Regions from separate parts of the Homo sapiens genome. Here region 1 is linked to region 2. The links are chromatin loops, found by intact Hi-C in ENCODE. Cell type or tissue: HCT116. All regions are shown on one strand. Links, peaks and the distances in the headings refer to the core of each region. The heading gives the core; the rest is flanking DNA.

Evidence for each region. Peaks named below come from ENCODE experiments on the same cell type or tissue, not always from the same donor. Only the 100,000 strongest peaks of a DNase experiment are listed, where the experiment ranks them.
Region 1: it touches region 2 in a loop (7-fold over the local background); 6 of 110 quality-filtered maps call a loop at or near these places.

What each region holds. Positions count from the first base shown.
Region 1 is chr5:131,005,108-131,008,027 of GRCh38, forward strand. No RefSeq gene overlaps it. Among named protein-coding and RNA genes, the nearest start is that of HINT1, 160 kb to the right of the region's middle. In HCT116, for the core only: a CTCF peak has its summit at 1,390 (motif pointing left); a DNase peak (open chromatin) is centred at 1,044.
Region 2 is chr5:130,869,993-130,872,912 of GRCh38, forward strand. It overlaps LOC107986449 (a long non-coding RNA gene), which reads right to left and starts at 1,435. Exons shown (of 4, transcript XR_001742881.1): 1 at 1,217-1,435. In HCT116, for the core only: a CTCF peak has its summit at 1,682 (motif pointing right); a DNase peak (open chromatin) is centred at 1,689.

The sequences.
Region 1 (2,920 bases), core at 237-2,736, 140 kb after region 2:
CAACCAACGAGTGGATAAAGAAAATGTGGTACATATACACCTTGGGATACTATTCAGCCATAAAACTGAATGAAATAATAGCCTTTGTAGCAACCTGGATGGAGCTGGAGGCCATTTTCTAACTGAAGTAACTCAGGAATGGAAAACCAAATATCATATGTTCTAACTTATAAGTGGAAGCTAAGCTATGAGAATGCAAAGGCATAAGAATGATATAATGGACTTTAGGGACTCGGGGAGAAGGGTTGGGGTTGGTGAGGCATAAAAAACTACATATTGGCTACAGTGTACACTATTTGGATGACAGGTACACCAAAATCTCAGAAATCACCACTAAAGAACTTATCCTAAGATAAGATACTATAACTAAAAACCACCTATATGCCCAAAACTTGAAAGTTTTAAAAAAGAGCCCTTGGTCACTGAATAATCAGCAATGGTAGGCAGTAATCATCATGGGCTGGAGTAAGACTCAAAGATGTGCTGGCTTCAGGTGTGACCCAGCACATTCCCAGCTGCGGTGGCTCAGGGAGAGACTCTTTTTGCTTTCGGAAAGAAACAGTAAGAGTGAAGGAAACTTTGTCTTGAGCTTAGGTACCAGCTTGGCCACAGTGAGGTAGAACAACAAGCAGCCTCTTGGGGCTCCCAATTCTAAGCTGTGACTCTTGGACAAGATTTCTGGACCTGCCCTGGGACAGAGGGGAGCACAATCCCCTTGAAGGGAGAGACACAGGCCTGGCAGCATTGACCGCAAGCTGACAGAAGAACCCTTGGGCCATGAGTGAACCATCAGCAATAGCCAGGGAGTACTCACCACAGGACTGGGGTGGTGATGGCCATGGAGAGAGATTCCTCTGGTTATGGAAAGGGGAGGGAAGAGTGAGAAGAACTTTGTCTTGCAGTATGGGTGCCAGCACAGCTTCAGTAGAAGAGAGCACCAGGTAGATTCCTAAGGTTTCCAACTCCAGGCCCTTGTCACAGACGTCATCACTGGACCTGCCCAGAGATAGGGGGAGCTTGCTGTCCTGAATGGAAGCACGCAAGCCTGGCTAGATTTGCCACCTACTGGTTGTAGAGTCTTAGGGCTTTTAGCAAACATAGGCAGTAGCCAGGCAGTGGATACCATGGGCACTGGGCAAGACCCACTGCTTTGCTGGTTTCACATCTGACCCAGTTCAGTCCCAATTGTGGTGGCTACAGTTGTGCTTGTGTCACCCCTCCTCCAGCTCCAGACAGCTTAGCACAGGAAAGAGATTCTGTTTGTTTAGGAGAAAGTAAGGGAAGAGAAGAGTCTCTGCCTGGTAAATCAGAGAATTCATCCAGATCTTATCCAAGACCACCAAGGCTCTTCCTCTAAAAGTCTGCAAGAGCTACAGTATTACTGGGCTTGGGGTGCCCCCTAATGCAGATATGGCTGTAGTGACCAAAAACTTAGATCATAACACCCAAATCCCTTCAAATACCTGGAAAGCCTTCCAAAGAATGACAGGTACAAACAAGGCCAGACTGTGAAGACTACAATAAATACCTAATTTTCAATTCCAAGAAACTGGTGAATATTCACGAGCATGAAGGCCATCCAGGAAAACATGACCTCACCAAACATAAGTCACCGGGGATCGATCATGGAAAGACAGAGATATGTGCCTTTCAGACAAAGAACTCAAAATAGCTGTTTTGAGAAACCTCAGTGAAATTCAAGATAACACAAAGAAGAAATTCACAATCCTATCAGATAAATTTAACAAAGAGATTGGAATAAATTAAAATAATCAAGCAGAAATTTCATAATTGAAAAGTGCAATTGACATACTGAAGAATGCATCAGAGTCTCTTAACAACAGAATTGATCAAGCAGAACTAGTGAGCTTGAAGACAGACTATTTGAAAATGCAGTCAGAGAAGACAAAAGAAAAAAGAATAAAAAACAATGAAGCACACCTATAAGATCTGGCAAATAGCCTTAAAAAGGGCAAAGATAAGAGTTATTGGCCTTAAAAAGAAGGTAGAGAAAGAGATAGGGGTAGAAAGCTGATTCAAAGGGTTAACAACAAGACTTCCCAAACCTAGAGAAAGATATTAATATTCAAGTACAAGGAGGTTATAGAACACCAAGCAGAGTCAACCTAAATAAGACTACCTCAAGGCATCATATAATCAAACTCTCAAAAGTCAAGGATAAAGAAAGGATGCTAAAAGCAGCAAGAGAAAAGAAACAACAAACAATGGAGCCCCAGTACATCTGGCAGCCGACTTTTCGGTGGAACCTTTACAGGCCGAGAGAAGGTGAGTGGAATGACATATTTAAAGTGCTGAAGGAAAACACTTTTATCCTAGAATAGTATATCCAGTGAAAATCTCCTTCCTTCAAACATGAAGGAGAAATAAAGACTTTCCCTGACAAACAAAAGCTTAAGGATTTAATCATCAGACCTGTCCCACAAGAAATCTTAAAGGGGGGCCGGGCGTGGTGGCAGGTGCTTGTAGTCCCAGCTACTCAGGAGGCTGAGGCAGGAGAATGGCATGAACCCGGGAGGCGGAGCTTGCAGTGAGCCCAGATCGCGCCACTGCACTCCAGCCTGGGCGACAGAGCGAAACTCTGTCTCAAAAAAAAAAAAAAAAAAAAAGAAAGAAAGAAATCTTAAAGGGAGTTCTTCAATCTGAAAGAAAAGGACGTTAATGGCAATAGGAAATCATCAAAAGATAGAAAAGTCACTGGTAATATTAAGCACACAGAAAAACACTAATGTTATAACACTAATTGCAGTGTATAAACTACTAATATCTTGGATAGAAAGACTAAAAGATAAACTGATCAAAATAATAACTACAACAGCTTCAACTTTTCAATACATGGACAGTATAATAAGATATGAATAGAAATAATAAAAAGTTAAAAAGCTGCGGGACAAAGTTGAAG
Region 2 (2,920 bases), core at 132-2,631:
GTGGCTCATGCCTATAATCTCAGCACTTTGGGAGGCCAAGGCAGGTGGATCACCTGAGGTCAGGAGTTCAAGACCAGCCTGGCCAACCTGGTGAAACTCCATCTCTACTAAAAATACAAGAACTAGTCGGGCGTGGTGGCATGCACCTGTAGTCCCAGCTACTCAGGAGGCTGAGGCATGAAAATTGCTTGAACCTGTGAGGTGGAGGTTGTAGTGAGCTGAGACTGCACCACTGCACTCCAGCCTGGGTGACAGAGCGAGACTCCATCTCAAAAAAAAAAAAAAACAAAAAAACTGACTCTCTTATAGCTTGCCAAGAGGTTCTGGTTTAATGGTATTATTTATTTGTCTTACGAGTTTTGTTAGTCTAATTCCTTCTGGATCACAGTAGTTGTAGACCACAGAAATTTCTGCTGTTCAGAAACTGTCATAAAGCAGCACTGATGTTTACTTACTGCCCATCAATGCTTCTCATGTCAATCTTAAAAGAACCAGTAATTATACTGACTAGTGTGTTAGTTATTCAAAAGAAACAAATATGGTTTCACTTTAGTTCTTCTGTTTTCTCTTTTGAAGTTGTAGTCAACATATCAGGATTTTTTTTATTAACACTATAATTCTCATTACATTATTTTAACAGTTTTCAAAGTAACATAAGTAATAGGGCATATAAGAAAAATATTCAGCCTTCTTAAGGCAGAAGAATAAAAGTAGCTAAGATTTGTTGCGTGCTTATTAAATCCTAGGAACTGTTCTAAGTCATTTATGCATTAACACTCCTCCTTGGGGGACGACATCAGCAATATGGCACAATAGGAAGCTCCAAACCATTCTTTCCCCCTACAGACAATGATTCAACAACAACACATGGACCAGACCCCTTTGTGAGAAATCCAGAAACTAGGTCAGAGGCTCCTGCACCCTGGGGAAGCATGAAACCAGTCACATTGACCAACAGGAAAATTTGTGGCACTCACTCAACAGAGCCCATATCCCCAGCATAGCCCAGAGTGATCCTGAGGTAATTCTCAACTCCCAGCTTCTTCCTGAGGGAGGGAAAGAGAAGACTGGAACATAGGCCTAATATTCAGACATTTTGTGGGGCTACCCAAGGGACTGGTTTCTGTCTTACATGAATATGAGCATGGACAAGAAACAGCACCAAGTTGGGACCCACTAAGAACAAAGGTGATGGTAAGAATTGTAACAAACTCACCTGCCATCCTCCCCTACCCCCAGTTCAGCACAGCACAAGTGGGAGAAAACTCCTAACTCCTGACTTCCTGCTGGGGAGGAAAAAGAGTTGCTGTCTCTATCCGACATTTCCAGCTTTTCAGAGGGCTGCCTGCGGGTCTGGCTTCTGTTTCATCCGTTTTGGGTACTTGTGGGTTGCAGCATATTTTAGATGCCTGGGAATCACTAAGAACAAAAAACAGCCGAGTAGCTTACTGCTGCTCCAAGGACCTATGGTGCAGAGGACAGAGGCTGATGCAACTTGGCAGCTTCTCCCCTCAGGGGGAAAGGAGGGAGTGGAACATGTGTCCAATGTTCCAGCTTCTCCAGCATCTGCCTGAGTAATGAATTTCTGCCTAACCTGACTAAGAATGCTATTGGGACCCTGACAGGGTGCCACTAAGAATAAAACCTGGGTGGCCAATGGCAGCTCCAGAGAACCTGTAGTACTCCAGACAAACACCAGAGGGAGGACGAGATAATGAGCTTCAGAAAAAAGAAAACTGGTCATTAAGAATTTACATGCATAAGTCTGGAGAAGACACATTACCAAAAAATCTTTGAGAAGTCACCAGAATCACTAGCCAGTCGGATTTGTGAAGGTCCCCGTATGAAGCCAGTAAATACTGGGGGAGGTAGTTCTTTTTTCAAATGTGTGCATCCAAACACAAAGTAACAAGGCATCTAAAGACACAGGGAAACACGGCCTAACCAAAGGAATAAAATAAATCTCTAGAAACCGACTTTAATGAAACCCAGGTATATGAATTATCAAGGAATTCAAAATGATCTTCATAAGGATGCCCCATGAGCTCAGGAAAACAGCAAAGAGATAGAAAACACTACAAAGTAACAAACATAAAAAATTTGGAGCTGAAGAACAAAATAACTGACTTTAAAAATTCACTAGAGTGATTTGAAGCAGAAGAAAGCAGGAGAAAGAATCAGTGAACTCAAAGACAAGTCATTTAAAATTATCCTATCAGAGGAACACAAAGAAAAATGAATGAAGAAGAGGGAAGAAAGCCAAGGACTATGAGTCACTAGCAAGCACACCAATATATACATTATAGGGTCTCAGAAGGAAAAGAGAGAAAGAAAGAAGTAGAAGAAATAATGGCCCAAAACTTCCCAAATCTAAGAAAGAAAATGGACATATAGATTCACAAAGGCCAACAGAGTCCATCATGGATGAACCCAAAGAAGATCACACTAAGACACATTATAATCAAACTGTCAAAAGTCAAAGACAAAGAGAAAATTTTGAAGGCAGCAAGAGATGCTTGAACTCCCATGTTCATTGTGGCATTATGCACAGTAAGCAAGAGATGGAAACAATCTAATTGTCCACTGACAATTGATGAATGGATAAAGAAAAGATGGTATAAATATATAATGGAATAGTATTTAGCCTTTTAGAAAGAAGAAAATACTGTCATATGGTACAGCATGGATAAACCTTGAGGATGTTATGCTAAGTGAAATAAGCCAGTCACAGAAACTGGGACAAGACAGGGATGCCCTCTCTCACCACTCCTATTCAACATAGTGTTGGAAGTTCTGGCCAGGGCAATTAGGCAGGAGAAGGAAATAAAGGGTATTCAATTAGGAAAAGAGGAAGTCAAATTGTCCCTGTTTGCAGACGACATGATTGTATATCTAGAAAACCCCATTGTCTCAGCCCAAA